Linked DNA regions of Homo sapiens: region 2 is linked to region 1. A link is a loop called in an ENCODE intact Hi-C map of the cell type or tissue named here. Cell type or tissue: PC-9. All regions are shown on one strand. Links, peaks and the distances in the headings refer to the core of each region. The heading gives the core; the rest is flanking DNA.

Region 1 (15,191 bases), core at 2,281-10,280:
AGGGATCCCAGTTCTTCCTGGTGCAAAGCTGTCCCCTGATGTTCCAGGGAGCTGGAAACAAAGGGATAAGAAGGCTGTGCATACCCACAAAGAAGAGGGTATGTATGTCCCTACTTCCTCTCCTTTGGGAAGAGATAAGACTTTTTTTTTTTTTTTCATAAAAGGAAATCTCTGCTGGATACAGAATAGAGTCCTGACTCCTAAGCATGGTCCGCAGGCCTTCCACAATCTAATGCTCAAGTACTATCCAGCCTGATCTGCTCGCCATTGTGGCCCCACAGATATCTTAGCCTCACATGCCTACCCTTAGCCACATTCCCTCCACCTGCCCATTCCCTCAGCCTGAGCCATTCACATCTCCAAGCCAATGCACATAGGGCTGCCCTGCATGGAACAGCTTTTTCCAAACATTTTCCCAAACATTTTCCCCTCATTCAGATACCCTTGCCTAACTCCCAGGCCTTTATGCTATAGATAAAGTGTTTCCTCCCCACCTCACTTCCTCGTTCATGTTTCCCCAGCTACATCTTTCTCTGCACTGCATTTTCACGACACTCAGGAATCCTTCTACCTTGGCATTCATTGCACTGTGTAGAAAGCATCCATCGCAGGCCTGCCTCACCTTCAAAACTGTTAGCTCCCCAAGGGCCAGGAACCAGTCCCCAACATCCTTCTATTCTTTTAATCATAACATTTACTGAGTGCTTGCTACGTGTCAGACAGAATTTATCTGTATTATCTCATTTAATCCTTCATAATTTTATGAAGTTTATCATCCATATTGCAAAGACAAAAACAAAGCCTGGTAGCATTACGTATCTTACCCAGTGTTACACAGCTGGAAAGTGGAATACTGGTATAGGAACCCAGGCAGTTTCACCTTGCCCTTCAGCCTCCTCCATGCAGCATGGGGAAGGTGTTCAGTTGACATTAGTTGAGTGAATAGGGATGGCTGAGAATACTCTCCATCAGTCTAAGAGGGGAGACATCATGACGATGATGATGATGATGATGACGAAGAAGACAACAACAATAACGGTGCATTCTACCAAGCACTTACCACGAACTGGGCTCTAGGTTAAGTGATTTACCTGGATTGTCTCACTGAATCCTTATCTTATGAGATAGATATTTTTATTAGTTCCCATGTATAATGCAAATACGGAGGCCCAGAGATGATAAGTAAAAGAACTCAGATACAAACCCAGGCAATCTCACTCTGAGACCCAGACTCTTATCCACAGGGTCATGCCATCATCTAGGTAAGCTATGTAAATGAAAACGTAAAAGTTTAGAGGCAATGCAAAACCATATGGGAAAGGAGATGGTTAGAGACATTTCTGGGTTAGTAACTTGTCAGTTTTAATCAGGGAATGCCTCTTGGAAGAGCTGGTCCAGAGCTGCATATTTTAAAGAAAGGAAGAATAAATTAGGGAGCTCCAAAGGGATGAGACTGGATGATAAAGTGCTGGTGAAGGTTTATCCATAAATACTCAACCATATCTAATTACTAGCATCTCTGTGCTTCTGTTTATCTTTAGTTCCCATCCCTATGAGACAAAACAAGTATGATTTCAGAGGAAACTAAGGTCTAACTGAGGAATGGAACCTGTGAGGTATCACACAGCACCTGGACTGTGATCTGAAATAGCCTTCCACACTGCTGAGTGCTAATGCACTATATCTGTGGGGCCCAGCCTGACCCAAAATGGATACACACAGGTCCCCCAAGATCAGTTCCCCTCTTCCTCCTCAGCAAGGATTTTTAGTGAATTTTAGCTGGGCACCTTATAACCCAGAATAAAGACATTTCCATGCAACTCTGAGTAGCTGTGTGAATAAGTCCCGATGAATGGATGTAGGTAGAAGGACCATGCAGGACTTTGGGTATTCCTAAAGGGGTAACTGTGTGTGTTAAGGAAGTGAGAGGGGAAAGGGAGGTGATCCTATCCACTGTTGCCTGGAATAAAAATGACGGCAAAACTCAAGCAGCCATATTAAGCTCCTTTCTGCTAAGGAGGGCAGAAAAGCAAAACATAGAGTGCTTGGGGCCCAGAAGACTTTGTGAGACCAGCCCAGTAGTTCTGGGATGACAACCTCCAGACTTTCATGTGAAAGAGAAATCAATTTCAGTCACTGTTCTGTCAGAGTTTCTATCATTTGCAGCTAAACATAACCCCAACTAATACAAATAGGAATAGTTACTTTTAACTTAAAAAAAAAAAAATTCCCAGACTTTCGTCATAATACAGGTGGAGTGTCTTTTACCTGAAATGCTTGGAACCAGAAGTGTTTCAGATTTGGGGTTTTTGCATATTTTAGAATATCTGCAGAATACATATTGGTTAAGCATCCCTAACCCCAAAATCTGAAATCTAAAATGTTTCAATGGACATTTCCTTTGAGCACCATGTCAGTGTTCACAAAGTTCCAGGTTACAGATTTATCAACATTAGGAATGTTCAACCTGTAATTATACTTTGAGTATTTCTTGACTTTAAAAACACAAGAGAACAAAGCCTCTATGTATCCAACAAAGCTTTTTCATGAATTAACTAAATTTAAAAAATTTTTAATTTGCTTTTTCACAATGGCATCTACATATATTTGAAAATAGTATTTTTTTGACAACTGACACTACAATAATTCTGAGGTTCCCCACCAAGGGGTCAGCCCAAGATTTGGGGAACCCTTGCCCTAAATGACACAGGGAGGTCAAAGAAAAGTTTCATGGAGGCAGTGAAGTTTGAGCTATGCCTTAAAGGCTAAGGATTAAGTTGCCAGATGCACAGGAAGGGACAATGAAAGGACACTGTAGACACAGGAAACAGCAAAGGTAAAGGCATGGTGAGGATACTATTAGTTCCTATTGGATTACAATCTCAGAGACCAGTCTTAAACCTTGGTCTTTTTCACAGTAATCAGCAAAATGCCTTGTACTGATTAACCAAACGAACATAAGAAATTTTAAATGAGTATGAAGAATCCAAAGAAAGTTATAAGAAAGTTCTTTTGTGAATCCTACAGTGACTATAATCTGTAAGACTTAAAGTCCTAAGATCTTGTGCCAAAAGAAAATGAACACAATAAGAACAATTTTGTACACTATTTCCAATTTAAAAGATTAAATAAGCTAAACCAAATGATAAGGACCGGGGCTTTCCAGAATAGTAATAAAACCAAGATTCTGGATCACATGCTTGACAGGTAGATTTCATTTTATGCTCTACATATTTTTTTGCACTGAAATACACAGAAAAACTTACACAAAGTTTATATTAGAGCCCTTTATTTATTAATTCTTAATATTTGAATAAATAATTCTGTATTTAAGGGCACCACTTTCACTGCCTCCTAAAGGTAAGTATACTTGGTTGACTGGAAAGGGCAGTGTTTTTCTAGTTTGTGTTTATTTTTCTGTTCAAACATATGAAAAGTCTATTCTTCACTGTGCAGGAAAATGCAAAGCAGATTTAGAGGGTGCTTATGGGTTTCTTTCACCTCTCCCTTAAGAAACTGGTAAGACAGGAATGTGACAAATGGCACAAGGTTTATAAAACAATAATTTGCCCTTTATCATGATTAGAAAGTTGGCTGACTGAACAGAAACTTATATAAAGTTCAGAAACAGACCCCTCACACACACAGGAAGCTACAATTAGTTGGGGAGTCATATGGAAATTTCAGGGCTTCACTGGTTGAGAAGCAAACAATGCAAAGATAGAGGACACTCCACAAGGCAAGAGGGATTTGTAGGGTTTCTGGCCTTACATATTTTGTTAAACAATAGCCAAAAAATAAGATAAAATAAAAATATCACTATAAATGTTTTCTTATCCAGCACTATTGGAGCAAACAATAAAGAACCAATAATGGCCAGGCACAGTGGCTCACACCTGTAATCTCAGCACTTTGGGAGGCTGAGGCAGGAGGACTACTTGAGGCCAAGAGTTCAAGACCAGCCCTGGCAACACTGTGAGACTCCATCTCTACAAAAACAACAACAACAACAACAAAAATTTAAATTAGCCATGTGTGGTAGTGCACACCTATAGTCTCAGTTACTCAGGAGGTTGAGACAGGAGGACTGCTTGAGCCCAGGAGTTCAAGGTTATAGTGATCTATGATCACACCAACACACTCCAGCCCGGGCAACAGAGCAAGACTCTGTCTTTAAAAAAAAAAAAACAAAAACTAATAAGATAGGATGCTGGATGCTGTTAGTTATTTGAAAGGTCACAGAAATTATTCAAATAAATTTCTTTGGAAGATAGCAAAATAAAACAACAAGAAAGTTAAATATTAACGACATACTTTACAGTTGTCTCATGTTTTCTTTTTTTTTTTTTGAGACAGAGTCTCGCTCTGTCACCCAGGCTGGAGTGCAATGGCGCAATCTCGGCTCACTGCAACCTCCGCCTCCCAGGTTCAAGCAATTCTCCTGCTTCAGCCTCCGGAGTAGCTGGGATTGCAGGCACCCGCCACCACACCCGGCTAATTTTTTGTATTTTTATTAGAGACGGGGTTTCACTATGTTGGCCAGGCTGGTCTCAAACTCCTGACCTCGTGATCCGCCCGCCTCAGCCTCCCAAAGTGCTGGGATTACAGGCATGAGCCACCATGCCTGGCCTCATGCTTTATTTTCACATATACTGTTTCATTTGAAACAGTTTTTGCAAATGTCAGAGTAATTTTTAATTCCCTTATCAGATGGATTTTTTATTTACTCAAATAATTCCCAAACAACTGTTGAACGCAAAGCACTATGCTAGGCGCCCTAGAGAATACAAAGAAGAAAACTGAAACCCCCAATGAACCCTGATGCTTAGGCTGCAGCAGGCTAACAGGAGAGACTTGCTGAATGAATGAATGGTTTTTCCTGGAGTATTCCTCTGCTACCCATCAACATGGCAACTTCCTACTTATCCTTCAAGGCCCAGTTCAAATATTGCTTCCTATTGAGCATTCCCTTTTCTGTATCCCATGGAATAAACTGCCCCTGTGTCCCTAAAGTGTTCTATACAAATACTCATGAAGATACTTGTTGCCTTATGGTTGTTTACTTACCTGTTTGTCCCACTGAACTGGGCTTAAAGGACCATGACCTACTCATTTTTTATTCCCCAGCATTTAGTATAGTGCCTGGCACCCAGTAGAGGTTCAGTTAGGTGTTTGCGTTAATCAAATAAGTCCACTGCTTTCAGAATAATAGAGGAGATGATGTATATAGTTAAGCTCAGAATCGATGAAGCTTAAAGAAAATAACTGCTTAGATGGAGCTCTAAGTTTTTATTGTTTTTTCCCCTCCAGGCCATGCCAAACATGAGCCAGCAGTCCACAATGGAAGGACAGTGAAGACTACCTCCAGAAAGCTCTAGAATGGGGGCTTGGGGGAAAATGGGATTTTAAGTTCAGTTCTCAGTTATCTAAAATTAAGGCAGGCTTAGTAAAACCACCGAAGGGATCTAAAATGACTGGAGAATGGTTAGAGACCTGGTTATCTAGAAAGAGGGGGATTCTAGAGACCATACATAGTCACTTAAAAAGCAGGGGTGTGCCAGTAGTCCCAGCTACTCAGGAGAGGATCGCTTCAGCCCAGGAGTTTAAGGTAGGCCTGGGCAACACAGCAAGACCCAGTCACCAAAAACAAAAAAACAAAAAAGTTAGGGATGAGTATGGTAAGTGACCACACGCAGTAGCCTAGTTTGTGGAAATATGTTCTTTTTGTACTTTCCACAGGGACCAGGCAAAACAATCATATTCTCTTCTCATAACAGAGCAGCTCAGAGGAGTATGTACGTATGTGTGTGTACACATACGTACCTATTTTGTTTTATTTTTTAGAAACAGGGCTGTGCTATGTTGCCCAGGCTGGATTTGAACTCCTGGGCTCAAGTGATCCTTCCACCTTGGCCTCTGGATTAGCTGAGACTCTAGGCTTGTGCCACCATGCCCAGCCACATGCACGTGTTGAATACTCATTCTGTACCAGGCACTAGCAAGTGCAATTCTGAAGGGGGAAGTAATCCCCCAGGACAAGTTAACACCCACTTAGAGTATGAACCACTTGGTTCCCAGAGGGGAGAAGTACCTTTCCCAAAGTCACATAACACAGCAAAGATAGACTCTCAGTTTAGTGTTCCTCCCACCAGCTAGTTCCATGGCTCTCTCTACTGATTAACAGAACCAGCTAATGGTCCTTCAATAATCCCACGCTCACAATGCCACAGTAAGATTTAAAGATAGCTTGTATTTTAGTTATACCTAATCCAGGTCTGTGACAGGGATAAAGGGAAATCCTCATAGTCCTGGATTCCAAAGGAGGTATGAAGTCTACTCCCGCCTGGGCCCTAATCCACAATCTGTCTATAAAAGACATCTCAGCCAGCTTTATTCTGGTGCTTCCTGCACCTGGATGAGAGACAGGAAGCAGCATATCACACTTACCTGAGGTCTCTGGCGGTTATAATGTTCTGCAAGGACTGGCCAGCCCTGTCAACTCAATCTAAAGCAGTTTAACCAGTCAATGCAAAAGTTACACTGCCTTGAAGAACAGAAAGATAAAGACAGCCCAGATGATCCCAAGGAAAGTGGTAGGTTTAAGTTTTGTGTAATGTGAGGCATTATCACCTCCCCCCGTGGCTTTAGGCGCAGCATTAGTCACCTGCTAAGGAATTGTTCTGATGGATGAGATAAGACTCAGGTAAGCAACAGGGAGCCCAAAGGTTAGTGGCAAGAGCCTTTCATTCAAGGGAAGAAAAAACTAACAAAAAAGGGGTTTACTTCACAACCACTTTCAAACTAAATTCCATGGGGATATTCAAGAATACATGTTCTTGTTAATCTGAGATACAAAAAGAGGTCTAGGCATACAGATGTTCAACACATTATTACTTATGGCATTAAAAAACTGGAAACAATCTCAGTATCCAAAAACAAGGAATTGGTTAGAAAATTCTGGTATATCCATATGACAGAATCTAGCTTTATGATGAGAAGACCTCATGCTGAAGACCCGAGGCTTATTTAAATCGATCAATAAAAGCATATCCAGCAGCCATTAAAAATTATCTCATGTATGATTCCATTTATATGAAATATCCAGAGCAGATAAGTCTACAGAGACAGAAGGTAGATTGGTTGGTTTCCAGAAGCTGAGAGAAATGGGAAAAACTGGCTTAGCAGATAAGGGTTTTTACCTTGGAGTGATGGGACTATTCTGGAACTAGACAGAGATGATGGTTGTAAAACACCATGAATGTGGTGAACACCACTGATTTGTTGACTTTAAAATAGTTAATTTTATATTACATGAATTTTACCTCAATAATTTTTTTCTTTTTTTTTTTTTTTTTTTTTTTTGAGACAGAGTCTCGCCCTGTTGCCCAGGCTGGAGTGCAATGGCACAATCTCAGATCACTGTAACCTCCACCTCCTGGGTTCAAGCAATTCTCCTGCCTTGGCCTCCTGAGTAGCTGGGATTACAGGCATGCACCACCACGCCCGGCTAATTTTTTGTATCTTTAGTAGACACGGAGATTCACCATGCTGGCCAACTTGGTCTCAAACTCCTGACCTCGTGATCGGCCCACCTCGGCTTCCCAAAGTGCTGGGATTACAGGTGTGAGCCACTGTGCCTGGCCTTACCTCAATAATTTTTTAAGATCATATCTCAGCCAGGCATAGTGGCTCACGCCTGTAATCTCAGCACTTTCGGAGGCCAAGGTGGGAGGACTGCTTGAGCCCAGGAGTTCAAGACTAGCCTGGGCAACATGACAAAACCTCACCTCTACAAAAAATTTAAAAAATTAGCTGAGCATGGTGGCACACACCTGTAGTCCTACGTACTCAGGAGGCTAAGGTGGGAGGATCAATTGAGCCCGGAATGCTAAAGCTGCAGTGAGCCATAATCACACCACTGCATTCCAGCCTGGGCAACAGAGCAAGACTCTGTCTCAAAAAAATAAAAATTAAAATAAAAAAGGTCACGCTTCAGAGGAAAACTTTGTATCATAATGCAATATTTATGGGATTTTTTAAGTAAAAACAGAAAAAAGAATATCTGTGTATGCATGATTCCAAGTTGTGGTGAGGAATAATGTGCGTATATGCATGAGAAAGGAAAGACTGGCAGCGTAGACATGCAAACAGCCACAAAGAGTGATTAACTCTGGATGGAGGAATAATTAGTATAGTTTTTACTTTCCATCTCTGTGCTTTTCCTCTGTATTTCCCAAATTTTCTACGGTCTAATATGCATTATTTCTGCAATAAGAAAAAGAACTATTCTGCAAGTGCAAGATATACAGATGTATACATGGAGAATGTAAGACCTCAATAATATTTAAAATGTCCCCAAAATCTAGAAGGAAATATGCTAAAATCGTAGCTATCATAATCCTAGGATGGTAGGATTATAGGTGACTTATTTTCTACTTTGCTAATTGCTCAATTGCACAGCCGATGTAACCAGAGCAAAACATACTGAAAAGAAGAAGAAAGATGAACACTGTAACCCAGAAGCAGAATGGGCAGTACCCATTGGAAAAACAGAAGTGTCAATGCTGGGGTGGGTACAGGCGGGTGGGGGGAAAGAGGCCTAGAGCCCTACCTAAGCCAGGAAGCTCCTTTTGTTTACACTTGCTGGCTGGCCACCTGCCATTGCACCCTTTCAGACGTTAGCCCAGCTTCCCTGACACCACTGTTGTTTCGTTTTTTGTTTTTTGTTTTAACTTTTATTTTAGGTTTGTGGGTACATGTGAAGGTGTGTTACATACGTAAACACATGTCACATGGGTTTGTCGTACAGATTATTTCATCACCCAGGTATTAGGCCCAGGACCCAACAGTTATCTTTCTGCTCCCCTCTCTCCCCCTCAGGTAGACCCCAGTGTCTGTTGTTTCCTTCTTTGCTCTCATGAGTTCCCATCATTGAGCTCCCATGTCTATCCACTTTCAATCTCTCTCCATCCAGTCAGTGGGAATGGATGGAACTGTTAAAAAAACATGACAACTGGAAAGAAAATTCAAATCCTGTCTTGTGTGTGCCAGATTACCTCAGGAAACTGCAGAAAACATGTTTGTAAACGTTTAATAAAATTCACAGAGCCAAGAAATGTGCCTACATGCTTGGATTATCTTTTTTCAGGTTCAGCACCCAATGAGGGTGATGTGTGAGAGGCCAGGCCCATAGTGAATCAAGTTTGAAAAAGTGGACTAAGGAGAGCCATAAGAAGTAACATCAGGTCTGAACACCCAGGATAGTAACAGATGAGAATAATGAACCTGAATTGGCTCCGTGAAACCACAGTGGTATTGAAACCACCTTGATAGAAAGGCTGGAGCAACAAAAGGCCTACTCAGTTGAAATCTAATCTGTGTTAATTAACGCCCCTGAGAATGAAAACACTTCTTTATCAGTGTGTGGTTCCTGGCTAAAGCTCTCCCATAAAACCTGCTTCTGGAGGGGGTTGCGGGCTCCCCTCAGCAGCCCTGGAGGACTGTACCTACTTCCCCCCAGGTACCAGGAGGCAGGGCCTGCCTCCCCGGGCCAAGCCCAACTGAAGGAGCCCAGGTAAGGCTGCAGGATTGTCAGAGCTAAAACCTACTGCCCCCCAAGGGATCTACTGACAGACCAGAAGATGTGCAGTGGCAGGTCCTGCCCCCCAACCTCACTCCTGTGCCCTCCTTTCGCTGGCCCAGGCTGTGTGTGTGCACACACGCCTCCACATCCACACAGGTTCTCACGCCCTGCTCTGCTCCGGCTTCACTCTCCACTTTAGGCCACGTTCCTTTCAGGGGCCCCCTTCACTCCCGGACGCTGACCCTGTTCCCTTTTGTCCAGAATGCATAGCACCCCCACCAGCTCCCCTGCTTCCACAGCCAGGACCCAAGTCCAGGACTCAAGTCCCACCCGCCCTGGAGAAACATGCTACTGTTCCCAAGTGCCTGGCACCCAGAGCAGGAGGCATGGGCCCCAGAAGCCTGAGCTGGGCCAGGAAGTGGGAATGAGATAAGCCATCTAGATTCCAAATTCTCCCTGTATTTACTCAAACGTTGCCTGAGCTCTGAGTTGGGGGGCAGGGGAAGAAGGAGACATACACACCCCACCCACCTCCACCGCCATGGGCAGAAACAAGCACTGCAGAAGGTCACAGATGAGGCAAGCGTCGCCCTAGGGGTTCTAGGAAGGCCCTTCCCTCATCTGTGACCTTCCCATGTGAAGTATCCAGCACAGAGTCCCCTGCAACAGTAGGTGCTAACTATAAACAGGTGACTGCAGGGCAAAGAGGAGAAAGGGGAGCCACAGCCCAAGGTGATACTCAACCCCTGGGTCCCTGCTCAGCCACAGGAGAGGTGCTTAAATAATAAATAACAAACAACAACGACTGTGTAACAGCTACACCCCATGGCTGAGGCCTCCCAATGCCTTAGGGTGGGAACACTGCCATGAGGGACCCTACCTTCACCCCTAACAGACAGATGGGGACACCGAGGCACACAGGGGGCTGGCCTAGGCTGGGAAAGCAGCTCTCACTCCAGTTACCCACAACTCCTTGAACCCAAGCTCATCCTGAAACTTCCAGCTTCGTTTCACCACGTCAGCCCCTGCCTGTCTTTCCTCCACAACAAGAGACCCAGCCAGCAAGTCCCCCTCCACCCCACTCAAGGAAGGCCACTGCCCCGTGCCCAAGAGGGGGTCTCTGTCTAAAAAGCTTGATTCTCTGAAACATTCCTCCTCATTATCAGCTTTTTTCCAAATCCAAAACACAAAACCCTCAAGTTTTAGAAAAATCGGGTCATTCAGCGAAGTTTCCTCAGTGAGGTCCCCAAACCACCCTGTCCCCATCCCCAGTCCCAGCTGGTTTCTCTGCCACTCACTAGGATGACCAAGGCTCCAGAAGAAAGGACAGAATCTTGGCGACTCAGCCAGGCAGGGCTGTGGAAAGGCCGCCCAAGCGCCTTGAGGTGGTCCTAACGCCAGGCTATGCTCAGCTCATCGGAGAGTAAGACTCAAAGATGGGAAAAGTACCTGCTTCTCACACCAGCCCTGGCCTCTCAAAGGCTATGAGCCTTCCTCAGCTTCCAGCCAGGCAGCCAAGAGCTCCAGAGAGTTTACAATTACGGGCTACAGGCAACCGGAGAAGTGGCCCAGAAAAGAGGCCCTCCAACCCTGCACCCACCCCTGGCTGTGCCTGGAGGGTGACATCCTGAGCTGTTATTCTCCCCTGGGCAGCATCATCCCCAGAAGGGGACAGAGTTGTTTCAACCTTGGTCCTCAGACACACCCTGGCATCATCAAAGTGAGAGACAGGATTCTGGCAGGGCCCGGTGTGTGGAAGGTCACAGCAGACCCATGGCATCTTCCAGAGAGGGGGTGAGAAGGCCATGGACTTTTGAGTCAGATGGTCCTGAGATGAAATTCAGGTTATGCCATTAATTCGTGATTTAACTTAGGCAAGTCTTTCACTTCTCCGTGCTTCAGTTTTCTCACCTGTAAATTAGGATCAGTACCACCTGCCTCATTGGCTGCTGTGAGATAACATGAGTAAAACACCTATGGAAGGGTCTGGCACATAGTAAGTGCATGACGAATATGTCCTGTGGGGCCTGACCACAACACACCAGGTATAAAGCAGGAGCCTACGTTGCAAAATCAAGCTGATCCCACTCCCACTTCAGAAGGGAGGAAATGGGGGGAAGCAAGTCAACCTTTAATCGATTCTTTTTCCTAAAACAGTGCCCTGTGCTTCAGATGAGGAGGCAGCCCTGTGGCTTTGGCAGAAATGACTGATGTACATGGTGGCAAAGTGCTAGAGACAGACTGCCTGGATTCCAATCCCATCTTTGCCTCTCGCTGGCTGTGTGGCCATGAGGGGGCTAATTAGCCTATGTTTTCTCACTCTGAATGGGCATTATCACAGTGTCCACCTGATGGGGTGGTTGTGAGATCACTTGTGTAAAAAGACTCTTGGCGACCAGTCAATGAGCAGTAAGTGCCCAATATCTTTCCACCGTGGTTATTATCTCCACTGTGCAACACTCACGACCCAAAACCACCTTAAGTCTTCGCTCCCTGAGAACTCAAGTTCTGCCTGTAGCCACAAGCACCTTATTTTTGGATACAGTCTCATACCATTGCCCAGGCTGGAGTGTAGCAGTATGATCTCAGCTCACTGCAACCTGTATCTCCTGGGTTCAAGCGATTCTCCTGCCTCAGCCTCCTGAGTGGCTGGGACTACAGGTGCATACCACCATGCCCAGCTAATTTTTATATTTTTAGTAGAGATGTGGTTTCACCATGTTGGCCAGGCTGGTCTTGAACTCCTGACCTCAAGTGATCCACCCACCTCAGCCTCTGAAAGTGCTGGGATTACAGGCATGAGCCACTGCACCTGGCCCACAAGCACCTTGATGTGGTCCTTTGGCAGCCTCCCCTGAACTTGTGTTTCTAAGAATGTCTCATGTACCCACATCTCCCAGAAGCAACAACAACAACAACAAAAAGAAAATCACAGTGCTCAAGATATGGGGCCTGGCTACTGGTGCCTTGGGAACTAGATGGCACTGAGTGGAGCTCTGAGTTAAAGATACAAGAGAAGCAAATGCATACTTGTTCCTCCCACTGCAAGACAATCAGAGTGACGAGGAGCAAGGCAGCCACTGCAACCCTCTGGATTCAGCCTCCTTTTCTGTAGATGAGGTGGCCTTCCACTCCTTGACCCAGGATGTATCACGGAAAGACAAGGCCTTGTACACAGTGCAGTCCTCCTAGAGGAGGGCCATGCCACTTCTGTGCAGCTCCAGGACTGGGACAGGGATGGTGACATTAGAAAAGCAGAGAAGCAAGTGCCTGACCTATAACCATATTTGGTATTTTCTAGACTTCAGCATCTTTTATTTTTAGAGGTATGTGTTCCAATTTGGTTGAGGTAGCTGCAGGCTCCTTGTACCTTGCTTAATTTAGGACTTTTTTTTTTCTTTTTTGAGGGTGGAGTAGGAGTTAAATACAGCTTTACTCAGCCACCCCCTGGATTCTAAGCCCTAAATTTAACTCCAAAGAAACTTGTCTTGCCCTACTTCATGATTCCAAACCATAGACAGAAACTATTACCTGTTTCTGCAAATCAGAGAGCCCTGACAATGGAGCACCAGGGAGGTGTGTCATCCATCCTGGGGTGCTGGGCTGCAACACTGGAGCTGTCGTCAGCTGACTGGGGAGAGGGGCAAGAGGGGGAACAAACGGCCCTACTTTGTGGCCTAAATCTTGATGAACATGTCCCCTGGGGAGCCAGGAGAGCTATTTGTACAGCCAGTCAGAATGACCAGGGTGTGGCCACAAGTGTCCCATTCGAGTAGCCCTAATCTGGCAGCAGGTATCCAAAAGGACAGGGACACCCTGGCATCTGATCAGTAGGTGCACTGCATTTGGACAAAAGAATTAACTACCTGTTTCTCCAACCCTGCCCCCAGCCACCTCTCATTGCTTTTATGTTTAAGGTCTTATTCTTACTTTATTATATTCGCAATGTTGTGCAACCAACGCCACTATGTTCCTAAAACTTTGTTACTACCTCAAACAGAAGCACTCTTAGTTATCAACAACCCCCGATTTCTCCCTTCCCTCAGGCCCTAGAAACCTCTAATCTACTTTCTGTTTCTATGTATTTGGCTATTCTAGGTATCTCATAAAAGTGGAATCATAGAATTTGTCCTTTGGTAATTGGCTTATTTTACTCAGCATGATGTCTTTGAAGTTCCTCTGTGTTGTGGCATGTGTCAAAATTTCCTTCCTCTTCAGGGCTCAGTAATATTCAATTATATGTATATATCACATTTTGTTGATCCATTCATCTGTTGATGGAAACTTGAGTTCTTTTCACCTGTTGGCTACCATGAATAATGCTGCAATGCACCTAAGTGTACAAATATCTGTTTGAGCTCCTGCTTTCAATTCCTTTGGGTATATACCTAGACATGAAATGGCTGGATCACAGGGTAATGCTATTTAGATTTTTGAGGAACCACCAAAGCAGGGCAGCTGCACTATTTTACTTTCCCACCAGCAATGCACAACACACAAGAGTTCCAATTTCTCCACATCCTCACCAATCCTTGAGCTGTACCCAAGCCTAGGAAACAGCCTTTCCCTCATACCCCAGGATGTCTGCACACTCTTGGAACTTCCTGAGGGGCCTTGGGGTAACAGCAAAGGACTGCAACCAGAGAAGCAACTAGGAGTGTTTCACTCTGGGATTCCTTCAGTTTGGTAAAACTCCAGACAAAAAGCATGAGGGCTGGCTGGGCAGGGCCTTTCCTGCTTCTGAAAATCAGAGCACCTGAAATTGGAGGTCCAGCCAGCTGTGCGCTCTCTTACAGGGCACTGCGCTGCAGTAATAGAGCATTCCTTAGATACTGGGGGACACCAGGGGTCTCCAAAGTGCACAGCACTCAATCCTGAGGTGCTCAAGATGACCCACGGAGTTCTAGAAGAAAACAGTAGAACACCTATTCAGGTTTATTTTTATGCCATCCTTTTACAATTGTGTGTGTTTTCATTAGCACAGCAGGTATGTATATAATTTATAAATGAGCATACATGTGTTGGGGCAAATGCTCATTTATTAATGGGATATACATGATTTAAAAAAAAAAAAAAAAGGTTTGGGCCAGATACAGTGGCTCATGCCTGTAATCCCAGCACTTTGGGTGGCCGAGGCAGGCAAATCACTTGAGGTCAGGAGTTTGAGACCAGCCTGGCCAACATGGCGAAACCCCGTCTCTACAAAATATACAAAAAAAAACCCAAAAACATAAGTCAGGTGTGGTAGCGCGTGCCTATAGTCCCAGCTACTTGGGAAGCTGAGACACAAGAATCACTTGAACCTGGGAGGCAGAGGTTACAGTGAGCCAAGATCACACCACTGCGCTCTAGCCTGGATGACAGCACGAGACTGTCTCAAAAAGAAAAAAAAAGGTTTGAAGACCCCTATCTTAGACCAATTCTTCCTTTGTTGTAGTTTTTTCCTCTGAATTTTAATGTATTGTGTCAATGGCAATGAGAAAGATATCTGGGGGAAATAACTCACAAAACCCACCACCCTCATCCCCTTAGTGCCTGACACTTCTCTATTGCCAACTCACCTTTGGGTTCTCCTACTCCTGGGGGAAGTGAGAGACAGGCATCTGTA
Region 2 (15,191 bases), core at 557-8,556, 60 kb after region 1:
TCCAAAGCCTCAGAACATCTCTCTTCTGTCTGTACTCTCTTCCTAGGGGATTTCATCTAATCCCATGGCCTTGAATAACATCTATTATACCCAATGGGTCTCTTCTGTCCTCTCTCCCCACCAAGCTTCAGATCACACTATCTGACATACTCATATCTCAAATGTAAGATGGCAAAACAAGATCTCATGATTCTCCTCCACCCCAAACCGGCTCTTCCCATCTCAACGATATGAATGCTATCCACTCAGGTGCCCAAGCCCTGAGGAGTCATCTTTGCCTCTTCTCTTTCTCCCACAGACTATTCAGTCCATCATGAAGGTGTGAAGAGCCTATTTCCTAAACACAGCCTGAATGTGACCACTACTCCCTGTCTACTGTGCTACCACCCTCAGGCAAGCCACTTCTAACTCCTGCCTGGAAGAGGGCAACAGCCTCAGCTGCTCTCCTGCCTCCCCCTGCAGTGGCCACCTACAATCCAATCTCCTCACAGTGATCGTTCTAAAAACACACACCAAATCATGCCATTTCCCTGCTTAAAACCCTCCAATGACGTTTCACTGGGCTTAGAATAAAGTATGAAAATTCCTCACCCCGGCTCACAAAGCTTTGCGGCATTTACCTTTCTCCTACCTGTGACCTCTCCTCATGCCACTTTCTCCCTTGTGCACCACATTCCAGCCTTCCTGCTCCTTAAACTCCAAGCTCTTTTCTGCCTTAAGCCCTTGCCCTGGCTGTTCGCTCTTCCCGAAATGCTTTGCCAACTCATCATCACATGATGTCTCCTTCTTGTCATTCAAATTTTACTTTAAATGTTGCCTATTCAGAAACACCATCCCGATCTCCCAGTACAACCAAGCCACCCAGTCACTCCATGTCACATCACCTTATTTTAACTTTCTGCACAGTAGTAACCACGATCTGATATTATTATTTGTGTTTTTTACTTATTTTCTACTCCCTTCCCTCTCCTATTAGATTGCAAGCTCCATGAGCACCTAGAACTTTTCTGTTTTTTGTTCCCAATGCCTAGAACAACGTGTGAACGTGTGGCACACAGGAAAATTGTAATAACATCAACTGATGCAGTTATGAGCCAGAGAGGCCCACTGACAGCAAGACTCTGATGGCCCCAGCCAACTCCCCAACTTCACATACACACATATGAGGCAGGGCAATAGAACCGCAGCAAGGCCCTAGTCCTTAGGTCTGTAAATCTCACCCATCAGTATTTTCAACTATTATGCAAGAACCCAAACCAGAAAAGGAGGTTCCGGGGTTTTCTTGAAATAGGCTGCTTTATTCCTAACAGTAGTAGTTCTGACTCACAGTCGCCGAGGTACACCCAGTCAGTACTAGTCAGACCACCGTCCAGACCTTTGGCGAGCTGATTCATTCAGTGAACAAACATTTACCGAGTGCCTACTTGCTGTCCGGCACTGGGGCAAGGGGTCAAAGGCAGTGTCTGGCCTCCCGGAGCTCAGCAGGCAGAGGGAAACACGCTGCAACACAGACTCCCGCCGGAGTGGGAAAGCAAAGCCTGTACTGGCATAGGAGCCTGACCCGCGCCTTCACTTACTGCGCCCCAATCTGACATGGACTGATCCTACAGACCCAGGGTAACCTGGCTGGTGCGCCAACACTCCGGGGCTTTTGCGGAAAAGTCGCCCGTGGACTAACGGAAGCACCAGCAATCCCCCGGTTCAGCTCCGGCCGAAGAGACGCGGAGCGCTCGAGGAAAGTCATTGGTTGACCAGTTCCCTTCCCCACCCCCTCCCTCCCCGCAGGCCCGCGCAGTGGATGGAGGCCGGGGGCGAGGTTCCGACTCTCCAAGACCATCCCAGAGCCTGCGGCGGGAGAGGGGGCGTCCTCCTAAGCGAGATTCCCCTAGTCTCTCCCTCTCCCCACTCCAACCCCGCAGGCCCACACCAGGACAGAACTTCTCGTTCTACTCCTCCCACCCGAGCCCATCCAGGTCCCGGCACTCGCCTCTCCCGGCGGGGCGCAGCCCCAGACCCTAGAGGGGAGGCGTGCCCAGCCCGCACACCAGCACCCGAATCCAGCCGGATTGCAAGGTCCAGGGCGCAGAGTCTGCGGCCTCTTCCCCCCCGGCCCAGGTCCCCAGCGTAGGTGCGGCCCCCACCGCCTTCCTCTCGGAGGCCGCCAAACAACTTGGGCACACAAAACGTTGAGTGTGGCCGCGGCGCAGCGCGCGCCAACGAGCCCGGGCCGGCGGGAGCAGAGGAAGGGCGGGGCGCCCGGCGGGAACGGGGAGGGACCCCCCCCCCGCGGCACAGGTGCGAGCGCGGCGGCCCCACTCACTCACTCGATGAAGTAGCTGGCGCCCTCCTCCGTGAAGCCCTCCTCCCAGCCGCGGGGCAGGTCTGCGGAAACGCCAGAAAAGTCGGGTCAAACTTGGGCCGCCGCTGCGCGCGCCCCCCACCCGCCGGCCCGGCGCCCACCTGAGCGGATCATGTGGCCCGAGTTGACGGGCTCCCCGGTGCGCGGATGCAGCCAGGTCGTGCAGCGGAGCTGGTCACTGCGGGCAGAGAGGTGCACCTGTTAGCGCCGCCACAGCCCGCCGGGTGCCCGCCCGGCCCCCGCCCCCGCGCCCCCACCCGCGTCCCCGCGTCCCCGGGTCCTCGCGCCGCACTTGATGAAGAAGACGCGGCCATCCCGGCACACCCCGTAGGACCAATGCTCAGGTAAAGTGTCCCGCCCGACCGTCGCCGCCGCCATGTTCGCCGAGCGCGGAGCCGCCGCGGGGTGGGGGGGAGGGGGCGGGGGCGCGGGCAGGGGCGGAGGCGGGGGCGGTGGCGGGGGCTCGGCCTGCGCGTGGCCCGGCGGCGCCGCGAGGCGCTCCATCCAGGCGCGGGCTCCTGAGGGAGCGACCGCCCGGCCGGGTCCTGGCGCCCGGAGTTCGCAGCCGCTCCGGCCAACCCAGCGCAGTGCCCGCGGCCTTTGTCCCCGAGCCTTCCCCGCCCCCAGCCTGCTGGCACCGGCGCTCCCCTTTGCCCCCGAGGCCGGGAGACCCGGGCGGCGCGGGGGGCCGCTGGCGGGGGCCGCTGGCGGGCGCGCCTGGGCAGCTTCGGGGCGCGCGGTTGGACCCGACCAACTCCGAAAACGGCGAGCGCCCGAACGCTCAGTAAACCCCAGCCGACCCGCACCACAGAACTTCCCGACCCGGGAACTCCGCTTGTGTGTGAACCAAGTTAACACTCAGGTTCCTGCCATATTCCCAGCCTCCTTCTCTTCCCCTGTAAGGTTAATCGAGTCCACACGGGATTGTTGTGTAGATTAAATGAAGTAACAATCGCATAAAGTGCTTAACCGGACCATGGCATGTAGTAGGTGCTCTATCAACGGCAGGCCGAGCGCGATTTCATTTTCCCAAGTTTTCAGCTGGGATGTGAAACAGGAGGGAGCAGGGTTACCGCCACACACCACTGAGGTTGCAGGGATCGCAAGCTCTTGCCTTCAGTTTCTGTCAAGTAACAGAAAAAAGGGGTTTTGAGGGCTCGGCAGCACGTCCATCTCTGGAAGAGCGGTGGCCAGGCGGGGCCTCTAGGGGGCCCTGCAAAGCTCTTTGCAGTGGCGGCACCCTCTCATATTCGGGTCTTTACTCCTATCTTATCTCCTCGGGGAGCCCTCCCTGAGCCCTCTGCAAAGAAAATCCTTCCCCTCCTTCCCTCGCTATTTCATTACTTGTTTACATTTAATTGATATTTGTGTTTGTCTTGTTTGTTGTATATTAGTTCCAACATGTCAGCTGGATGAGAGAAGGGGCTTTGATCTACCTCATACACTGCCTGGTCTCCAATGCCTGGAACAGCACCTGACTCATGTATGCATTACGCATTCAATAACTGTAGGATGGGGTGGGGCACGGTGGCTCAGGCCTGTAATCCCAGCACTCTTGGAGGCCGAGGCGGGTGAATCACTTGAGGTCAGGAGTTCTATTCCAGCCTGGCCAACATGGTGAAACCCCGTCTCTACCAAAAAAATACAAAAGCTAGCCGGGCGTGGTGGCGGGCGCCTGTAATCCCAGCTACTCAGGAGGCTGAGGCGGGAAAATCGCTTGAACCAGGGAGGCAGAGGTTGCAGTGAGCCGAGATCGCGCCGCTGCCCTGCAACCTGTGCAACAGCGAGACTCAGTCTAAAAAAAAAAACTGCAGGATGAGTGAATGAAACATACTCCACACTCAGACTCCCGGCCACACACACACACACACACACACACACACACTGAGCAAAGACAGAGCAGCAGCTGGGCTCCAGCTGTTGTCAGGCCCAGCCTTCTCGGGACATAGGCTCTGATTGATGGGAGGAGGCGCGCCTGAAAGTGAGACTGTATGCAATGTGAGCACTAGTTATTCAGAAAGGTGCCCAAACAGGTGGAATTAGGCTGGACCCTGAAGGACTGGTTAGGTTTGACTGGGAAAAGAGCACTCCAGAGGGGAGGGATGGGAGAGCATGCACATAATTTTGGGAGGGCTGTGAGATGTTGATGAGACCATAAAGGGGCCCTTCCTTGGGAACAGACAGTGGTGTTGGGGAAGGAGGCATTTATGAGTTAGAAGAGGTAACTGGTTGCAGAGGACGGGGGACACCTGTCTGAAGGAACCTCCTGCCTCTGAGGAGGTTGTTGAGCAAATGAAAATAGGAAAGCGGTGTTTTGCTAGCTAAACATTGATTTTAAATAATACATTAAATGGGCAAAGGGTATGAACCCACAGTTAATAGAAAAGTAATACAGATAACTTTTAAGCAAATGAAAAGATACTGAGCCACTTCATAATAGAAGAACTGCAACTTACGGTGAAATACTATTTTTTTAGATGTCAGATTGGAAAAGATAAATTAGAAAAGATATTGGCCAGGCGTGGTGGCTCACGCCTGTAATCCCAGCACTTTGGGAGGCTGAGGCGGGTGGATCGCTTGAGATCAGCAATTCGAGACCAGCCTGGCCAACATGGTGAAACCTTGTCTCTACTAAAAACACAAAAATTAACTGGGCATGGTGGTGCATGCCTGTAATCCCAGCTACTTGGGAGGCTGAGGCAGGAGAATCACTTGAACCCTAGAGGTGGAGGTTTCAGTGAGCAGAGATCACGCCACTGCACTCCAGCCTGGGTGACAGAGTGAAACTCTGTCTCATAAAAGAAAGAAAGAAAAGATATTGTAGAGAAAGACATTCTTGTTCATTGTTGATGGGACTTTAAAATGTTTGAGCCTCTTCGAAGGCAATTTGGCACAGCTATTCCAACCTCAATGTCTTGACCTAGCAATTTCATGTCAGGAATTTATCCTACATTAGTGCTTACATGGGGCACAAATTCCAGTGTACTAGAGTATTCACTGCAGCATTGTCAGTAATTACAAAGAACTGGAAATAACCTTAATGTCTATCAAAAAAGACCTGGTTGATTAAACTGGCACATTCCTCAACAACAACAACAACAAAAACAGAATGCTATGCAAGCTGTAAAAAAGAATGAGAATAGATCCCTACGTACTGATATAGAATGGTCTGTAAGATATTAAATGGGCCAGATGCAGTGGCTTGTACCTATAATCCCAGTACTTTGGGAGGCTGAAACATGAGGATGGCTTGAGTCCAGGAATTCAAGACCAGCCTGGGCAACATGGCAAAACTCCATCTCTACAAAAGATACATTAGCCAGGCATGGGGCGCATACCTATAGTTACAGCTACTTGGGAGGCTGAGGTGGGAGGATCACTTGAGCCCTGGAAGTTGAGGCTTCAATGAGCTATGATTGGGCCACTACACTCTATTCTGGGTGACAGAGCAAGACATCATCTCTAAATAAATAAATAAATAAAGTGAAAAGGCAGGCTACAGTACTGTGCATGTGATATGCTACTGTTAACATACAGATATAGTCCCTACACTGTCAAGAATCAGGTAAAGTGATTGCCTCTGAGGAGGGAAACTCTAATAGGAATGGTACGAGATTTACTTTACCTTGTTTCCCCTTTCATACTGTTTGATCTTTTTATCATTTAAAACATATACATATAGATACATAGAATAATACAATTCATTAATAGGTCCAATAAGAGACACACTGAAATTATCTCAATAAATGCCAAAATATGTAATCAATAAAACTCAATGCCTATCACTGATTTTCAAAATTATATGTTAGAAACTAAAATAAAAAATAGTGACAAAAGAGTATGCAGAGAAACTTTATGTCTCATACATTGCTAGTGGGATGTAAAATGGTACAGCCACTCTGAAGAATAGTTTGGCAGTTTCTTTAAAAAGGAAACTTTTTTTTTTTTGAGCCAGAGTCTCACTCTGTCACCCAGGCTGGAGTGCAGCAGCACAATCTCAGCTCACTGCAACCTCTGTCTCCTGGGTTCAAGCAATTCTCCTGCCTCAGCCTCCCGAGTAGCTGGAATCACAGGCATATGCCACCAAGCCCAGCTAATTTTTGTGTTTTTAGCAGAGTCAGGGTTTCACCATGTTGGCCAGGCTGGTCTTGAATTCCTGACCTCAAATGATTCACCCACCTCAGCCTCCCAAAGTGCTGGGATTACAGGTGCAAGCCACTGAGACCAGCCAAAAACTAAACACTTACTTACCATATAACCCAGTATTCACACTCCTAGGCATTTATCCCAGAAAAATGAAACATTTTTCCACATAAAAACTTGTACATAATTATTCACAGCAACTTTACTTGTAATAGGGAAAAACTGGAAATAAGCAAATGTCCTATGATAGGTAAATGGTTAAACAACTGTGATATATCTATACCATGGAATAAAACTCAGTAATGAAAAGGAATTGATACATACAACTTGGATGGATCTCAAGACATTATGTTGAGAAAAAAAAAAAGCCAATCTGAAAAGGTCTATAATGTTCTCAAAATATATTTTTTTTAAATGTAGAGATGGCGAACTGATTATTAGTGGTTGCCAGGAGTTAGGGATGGTGGTGGGGAGTGGGAGGATGTAAGGATGTAACTACAAGGGAATAGCATGAGGGAGATCTTTGTAGTGATGAAATAATTCTATATTTTTCTGGGGTTTTGTGTTTTGTTTTTGTTGTTGTCGTTGTTGTTGTTTTTGAGACAGAGCCTCCTTCTGTCACCCAGACTAAAGTGCTGTGGTACAATCTCGGCTCACTGCAAACTCCACCACCAGGTTTAAGCTATTCTCATGCCTCAGCCCCCCCAAGTAGCTGGGATTACAGGCACACACCACCACGCCTGGCTAATTTTTTTGTATTTTTAGTAGAGCCAGGGTTTCACCATGTTGGCCAGGCTGGTCTTGAACTCCTGGCCTCAAGTGATCCACCCTCCTTGGCCTGCCAAAGTACTAGGATTACAGGCATGAGCCACTGCACTGACCATAATTCTTTATCTTGACTGCAATCATAGTTATACACAAATTGACACTCAAATAAAATAACAGAAGTATATAAACACATTGTATCAATGTCAGTTTCCTGGTTTTGATATTGTTCTGTAGTTTAATAAGATGTAACCATTGGGGGAAACTGAGTGAAGGGTAAACAGAGACCTCTCTATTATCTTTGCAAATTCATGTGTCTATAATTATCTCAAAATTAAAAATTATTTTAAAATGTGTTAGAAAATTACAAATAACCAAATGTTTCTTTTGAGAGTATCTCTCTTAGACAAACAGAAACATTCTTTAACAATGAAACATTAAAGACCAAAGATCATATGGCTAGTTATGTAACATAGACCAGACTCCAACACCTGTCCAGGGCCCTTTCCAGCCTAATTATCTCAGGACAAAGCACCATCAACTGTGATAATAGGCACTTTTTGTACAGAGGCTCTTTCTCTTGATTGGCCCTGGTGAAGGACTTTATTTTACACTAGATGCTCGTGATGTACATGGCACTAAGCCATCAACTTAAATGCAAAATAGTCCATGTTCAGAAATAAATCAAAATGTGATTCAGTCAACCAAACATGTGCCCAGGAATTTTCAGCTTCCGGGTAACCAATAATTCGTTACTCTCTTGTAAAAAGTCTCCTTTACTCTCAAGGAGACAGCATGGCATGATGGAAGAGCATGGCCTTTGGGGTCAAACAGATCTGGGTTGGACTCAGGGTGCTGCCCTCTCACTAAGTTCTGTGACCTTGGACACACCACATATCCTTATTTATTGAACATCTGTTGGTAGTAGATACTACAACATTCTAGCACTTCAATGGTCTATACACCATGGTCCCCACCCTAGGGCGTTCTCAGTATTGTGGAGAAGTGGATGCTTTAAATGCTGGAAGACAAGAGCTGCTCTGGAGCAAGCAGGGTTGGGGGTGGAGGAACACTGCAGGTACCTGAGGATAGAACACAATCAATGACTCCAACCTGAAGATAGAACACCCAGCATAGTCCTTGATGTTAGCCCCGCTCCTTTCCCACCTGCGATGGTGGTTGTAAAACTAGCCCTATACATTATATTTTTTAAAAAATAAATGTTTTTTGAGACAGTCTCACTCTGTTGCCTAGGCCGGAGTGCAGCAGCAAGATAACGGCTCATTGCAGCCCAGGCTCCTAAGTTCAAGTGATCCTCCCATCTCAGCCTCCTGAGTAGCTGGGTCTACATGTGGGTGCCACCACATCCAGCTAATTTTTGTATTTGTTGAAGAGACAGGGTTTTGCCATGTTGCCCAGGCTGCTCTCAAATTCTTGAGCTCAAGCGATCTGCCCGCCTCAGCCTCCTAAAGTTTTGGGATTATAGGTGTCAGCCACTGTGTGAGGCCTATAAAATTAATTATTGTTATTATTTTTTTCAGATGGAGTTTCACTCTTGTTGCCCAAGCTAGAGTGCAGTGGCACAATCTCGGCTCAATGCAACCTCCGCCTCCAGAGTTCAAGCAATTCTCCTGCCTCAGCCTCCCGAGTAGCTGGGATTACAGGCAAGTGCCACCATGCCAGGCTAATTTTGTATTTTTAGTAGAGACAGGGTTTCTCCATGTTGGTCAGGCTGGTCTCGAATTCCCGACCTCAGGTGATCCACCCGCCTTGGTCTCCCAAAGTGCTGGGATTACAGGCATGAGCCACTGCGCCTGGCCAAAATTAATTTTTAAAAAGATGAGAAAGAAAAACAAACCAATTGGTAGTCCACTCAGTATGAATCATGAGATCAACTTGTTCTCTGACCTGCTTCTTCATAGTTATTTGGTGTCTATTGTTCTGGAATCACATAGACCCTGGACTGTAGACCCTGGAATCACATAGACCCTGGACTATAATGTTTATAGACAACTTAAACATTATAAAATGTTAAGTTTTTCCTTTGAAATAGTACTTCAGGTCCTACATACTAATAAAACTACTGACTCTACTGGTCTGAAGGACCCCATGAAGAGCTGACTCACCAAAGAATGCAGTTTCCACATCCTGAGCTTTTCATCCCCCCCGTGCCCAACCAGTCAATGTCTTCAGTTTTCCAGCCCCTCACCCTCCACAATCCCCTTAAAAGCTCCAGCCCAAAACTCCACAAAAAAATAAATTTGAGGGTCTCCTCCTGTCTCCTCACTTGTCACCCTGCAATCATTAAACTCGTTCTCCACTACATCCCTGCTGTCTCAGTGTAATTGTTCTATTACTACACAACAGACATACTACACAACACACATACTACACAACAGACATACATACACAACATTTGGTCCTAAAGCGGTAGGGAGCAGGCAGCATCCATACAAGACGTTCACAGGTCCCAGAGCAGTGAAAGGACCCCACAAGGTCAGCTAAGGTTTCTTCATCTCTCACCCTTGTTCCCACCACCATGCTATTCTCTGTGCCTCTGACGTAATCACCCTCTGCCTTTATATTTTCATTTAAAAACTTTCTCTTAAGCATCTACTTTGTGTCAGTCCCGTAGTAGGAGACAATGTAAGCAAAGAGAGATAGCAGGAAAATAAACCATTAGAGTTCTCCAGAGAACAGAACCAATTGAGAGATTTATTATAAGGAATTCACTCACGTGATTCTGGAAGCCGATACGATCTGCAGTAGGCACGCTAGAGACCCAGCAGAGCCAATGGTGCAATTCCTACCCTCAGGCCAGGAAAAAAACCTCACATCCCAGCTTGCAGGCAGTCAGGCAGGAGGAATTCCCTTTTATTTGGGAAAGGGTCAGCCTTTCATTCTATTCAGACTTTCAGCTGATCGGTGGGCCCCCCAACATGCGCGCATCAGAGAGATCAATCTGCTTTACTTAGTCTCTTGATTTAAATGTTAAACTCGGCCATGTGAGCGCGGTGGCTCATGCCTGTAATGCTAGCACTTTGGGAAGTGGAAGCAGGTGGATGGCTTGTGCTCAGGAGTTCAAGGCCAGCCTGGGCAATGTGGCAAAACCCTGTCTCCACAAAAACAAAACAAAACAAAAAAATTAGCTGGGCGTGGTGGCATGTACCTGTAGTCCCAGCTACTTGGGAGGCTGAGGTGGGAGATTGCCTGAGCCTGGGAGGTTGAGACTGCAGTGAGCTGAGATCATGCCTCTGCACTCCAGCCTGGGCAACAGAGTGAGACCCTATCTCAAAAAAATAATGGTTAAAAAATTGAAAAAATGTTAAACTCATTTAAAACACCCTGACAGAAATGCCCAGTGTAATGTTTGACAAAATACCTGGGTATCCCGTGGCCTACTCCTGTTGATACATAAAATTAACCGTCACAGTAAGACACAGTCCCTTCCTCTTGGGGGTCTCTGGTATAGCAACAAGTAGTACCTTGCTGCTCTCAAATTAGAGAGGGCTTTCCAGGAAGAACGGAAGCCACCTGCCCATGAGCCTTCTGCCTTGTAACTTCAGATGAGGACTGCTTGTCCCCCCAGCCCCAGACTTTCAGTTCCCAACCCCCCAGCCTGTTTGCAGCACTGCCAGCTCAGGGGCTGCATCCCCTTTCCTTTTTGGTTCAGCCAAGAAGCCCACTCTCCCTGACACTTTTTCTCTTTTTAATTCTAATTTTCATTTTACAATCTGTGGAAGAGTTGCAAGTATAGTACAAAGAACTTTTTTTGTAAATATTTGACACATAAGTTGTGCATATGATGCCTCATTACCACCTCCCCAACACTTTAAGATGTTTTTGCTACATATAAGGATATTCTCCTATGTGATCACATTACAAACACCAAAAGTCAAAATCAGAAACTAATGTTGCCATATTACTAAAATCTTATCTTCAAACCCTATTCAGTTTTTCCCAGTTATCCCAACAATGTCCTTTCCAGCATGAGGATTCAGTTCAGGATCATGGGATGCATTTAGTTGTATCTACATCCTTCGTTCTGTAACAGTTCCTGATGTCTTTTGTTGGTTACTACAACATTGACACCTTTAGAGATCATAGGCCAGTTATATTGTTAAATGTCCCACATTTTGTGTTTGTCTGATGTTTCCTTATGATTAGATTTACTGTATGCATCTTTGGGAGAAATATCACATAAGGGATGCTGTATTCTTCTCATTGCACCCTATCAGGCAACACATGCCTTCAGGTTATCCCTGATGATTACTGATGATATTCGCTTTGATCCCTTAATTGTGATGGCTCCTGTCAAGCCTCTCTACTATGAAGTTACTCATTTCCCCTTTGTACTTTTTGAAATAAATATTTTGCAAAGAGATGCTTTAAAACCATGTAAATATGCCACATCTCACCAAATATTCAGTGTATTCATTTATTCGTGTCTGCATATGCACACAGTTTTCTCTTATTCAATGAGTTATAATCTGTTTCTATGGGTATTTATTTTGATACACAAATTGTCCCAGATCTTGCCAGTGTGAGCCCTTGGAGCTGGCTCTTGTGTTCATTTGATAATGTCACTATCATTCATTGAGTCCCTCCTTGCTTTCAGGTACATTAAGATGTTCCAGGCTCATCTTACACTTTGCTGTAAATTCAGCCATTTCTCCAAGAAGCCTCAGTTTCTTTTATTGGAAAATGGTGTTCAAAAACCAAGATGTATGTGCTAAGTATGCTCATGCTATTAGGGTGTTGCTATTTCCAGGCCTTCTCAGTGGGCAGAGCTCTACACACATTTATATATTTAATGATTTCTATATTTGCATATAGATATATAGCTAAATATTGAAAACTGTAAGTTCACACCAAGACCTCCAATTCTAATACAATACCCTGGTAACTTCTCCAACAGTGAGAGACCTAGCTCTCATGATTCTTAATGTACTCATTTGATCAATCCCCCTGTATGTAGCCAGTATTCCATTGGGTGCCTTCCTCATGCAGATGCCCGCCTTACCTTACTCAAGGCTCTGACATCCCACATCAACCACACTGCAGATCTTCCTCCATCCCCCCGACACTTGGACCCCCCCTTACTCTGTCCTTGTTCCAACTCCTGGTCTATGTCATCACACCCACCCCACAAATGCCTTCCTTGCCTTACCACCTTGATTGGGCAATTTCCTTATCCCACTGGAGTGCCAACACCTTAAGCAGAGCCATCCCTGTCGAGGGCACCCCCCCACCTGCATTGCCTCCTTGGTACCCTCCTTTTGGCATAGGAGGCTCCTCTTCCTCTCCCCATACCCCAAAACACACACACACACACACACACACACACATCCAACACATGCCTTGCTCACACCCTCCAATGGCTCTTGGACTAATTTCTTCAGGAGGGAGAGAAAAAAGTTAAGAGGCCCAAACACTTCTTTTTTTGTTTTGTTTTACTTTTGAGGCAGGGTCTTTCTCTGTCCCCTAGGCTGGAGTACAGTGGTGCCATATCAGCTCGCTGCAGCCTCCATCTCCTGGGCTCAAGGGATCCTTCTGCCTCAGTCTCCCAAGTAGCTGGGACTACAGGCATATGCCACCACATCTGGCTAATTTTTTTTTTAAATTTTTTTAGTAGAGGCAAGGTCTTGCTATACAGCCCAGGCTGGTTTTGGACTCCTGAGTTCAAGTAATCCTCCCATCTTGGCCTCCCAAAGTGCTGGGATTACAGGCTTGAGCCACAGTGCCTGCCCCACCACCCCCCAACACTTCTTAACAGGCCATCCTATTGTCATTTCCACTCCAATTATCATATCACTAGCCAGGCTCAGTCAGCTTCCCAGACCCACAGGGAAATACAAACCCACACACCTGTCACATTGTAGAGGGGTTTTAGACTGACACAGCCCTAAAGTACTGCTGCACAGCTCAGGGTCCATGCAGCATGTGCTTTGTCACACTGCTTTGGCAACTCCAGATATCAATGTCTTTGCCTCTTTTTCCAAAGCACTCAGACACACACCTAGGCCCATATCCCACAGCATCCACAACCCATCCTCAGAACACAATCCACAAGTCTTGGTCGTTGTTTTTCAATATATTGCAGAGCACATGAAAACACTTTACAGCATTTAAGGCAAAAAATAAATAAGTAAATAAATAAATAAATAAATAAATAAATAAATAAAGGTCCCAAACACCTCTTCTTATAAACATGGCCCTGCTTTAGCAACAGGTCTCCATTATGAAGCAATTTGGATTTGGACATCCTATCAAGTTACTTAAAACTAAACTCTGCCGTATAGTGTTTTACTTGGTATTTTTTGTGTGGCCACAGTCTAGTGTGATCAGAGAAGCCACACAGACATAAATTCCCAGTCCTGATTCCATTGATTATTAGATATGTACTTACCCTGAACATCTGTAAGATGGGAGTAATGATGTTTACCACAAAGAGTTAGTGTAAGGATTCGATGAGAGAACTTGCATTTGAGCCATCTGGAGAGAATGTTAGTTTTAGCACTAACGATCGTTTATAATACTGCTGAGGAGGAAGGACTGACATCACCCTGCTTGAGAATCTAGTATATGTTGGGCATTTCCTATCCATTCATGAGCCTGAGAGTACTTGAGAAGTTTTGATCTTGGACACTGCTGTGCAGCTTTAAGGATGATGAGGGGGAAATGGAAAGAGTCCTGAAGGGACCAGTGTCAGAGACAGATAGAAAAGGGCTGCCTGAGCCGGGCGCAGTGACTCACGCCTGTAATCCCAACACTTTGGGAGGCCAAGGCGGGTGGATCACCTGAGGTCGGGAGTTCGAGACCCGTCTAACCAACATGGAGAAACCCTGCTTCTACTAAAAATACAAAATTAGCCAGGTATGGTGGCACATGCCTGTTACCCCAACTACTTGGGAGGCTGAGGCAGGAGAATTGCTTGAGAGGCAGAGGTTGTTGTAAGCCAAGATCGCGCCATTGCACGCCAGCCTGGGCAACAAGATTGAAACTCCCATCTCAAAAAAAGAAAAGAAAAGGGCTGCCTGGGTCCCTGGGAAGACCCAGCTCCCCTCTGTATCCTAGCCAACTCCTTAAGTGCACACAACCTCAGCTGACCACATAGGTGGCAGTGATAGCAAATGGTGAGGTGGGTGGGGGTGGGGGTCCTGCAGCTCACTTTCTGTCCTGCGTAATAAGGGAGAGATCAGAGATGCATAGACTTTTAAACTGGTACGGTTCTTAGAGATGGTCCTTGGCCTTCTGTTGTTGTTGTTGTTTTTTTCTTTTTCTTCTTCTCCTTCTCCTTCTTCTTCTCTTCTCCTTCTTTCTTCTTTTTTTTTTCAGAGTCTTGCTCTGTCACCAAGACTGGAGTGAAGTGATGTGATCTCGGCTTACTGCAACCTCCACCTCCTGGGTTCAAACGATTCTCCTGCCTCAGCCTCACGATTAGCTGAGACTACAGGTGCCTGCCACCACACCCGGCTAAATTTTGTATTTTTAGTAGAGACAATGTTTCACCATGTTGCCCAGGCTGATCTCGAACTCCCAACCTCAGGGCATCCACCCACCTTGGCCTCCCAAAGTGCTGGGATTGCAAGTGTGAGCCATCACCCCGGCTCTCTGTTTCTTTTTCTATAAAGTGAGGAGCTGGAGTATTTGTCTGAGGACCCAAAGGGACCTTTGGGACCCAGGAAGAACTAGAATCCATGACTCCTGACCTCCAGCCCTAAGCACTTCCCCCAGATCAAAGGTCCCCTTTGGCTTGCCTGTCAGTCCTCTTTTAGAAATTGGCTGCATTTATAGGTGGAGAAACTGAGAGAGGGCAGAGCTGGTATGCTCAAAAGTGGAAGGCTCAGCAGGAGATCTGCCTCCTCCCTCTTGTGAAAACAAGGTCCTGTGCTTGTTTTTCCACATCTACTGTAAGACACTC

The links. Hi-C counts contacts between places; a loop is a spot of excess contacts. Peaks named below come from ENCODE experiments on the same cell type or tissue, not always from the same donor. Only the 100,000 strongest peaks of a DNase experiment are listed, where the experiment ranks them.
Region 2: it touches region 1 in a loop (5-fold over the local background); 15 of 110 quality-filtered maps call a loop at or near these places.

The regions. Positions count from the first base shown.
Region 1 is chr11:16,950,360-16,965,550 of GRCh38, forward strand. All of the region lies in intron 3 of PLEKHA7 (pleckstrin homology domain containing A7), which reads right to left. Among named protein-coding and RNA genes, the nearest start is that of SNORD147, 32 kb to the left of the region's middle. In PC-9, for the core only: no CTCF peak of the experiment used is centred there; DNase peaks (open chromatin) are centred at 3,552, 6,632 and 10,132; H3K4me3 peaks cover 869 bases; H3K27ac peaks cover 5,545 bases.
Region 2 is chr11:17,011,665-17,026,855 of GRCh38, forward strand. It overlaps PLEKHA7 (pleckstrin homology domain containing A7), which reads right to left and starts at 2,750. Exons shown (of 27, transcript NM_001329630.2): 1 at 2,652-2,750; 2 at 2,461-2,537; 3 at 2,325-2,382. The coding sequence starts at 2,737. RefSeq lists enhancers at 512-1,273, 9,880-10,381 and a silencer at 1,158-1,452. In PC-9, for the core only: CTCF peaks have their summits at 3,595 (motif pointing right) and 3,800; DNase peaks (open chromatin) are centred at 1,367, 3,857 and 7,767; H3K4me3 peaks cover 3,684 bases; H3K27ac peaks cover 4,766 bases.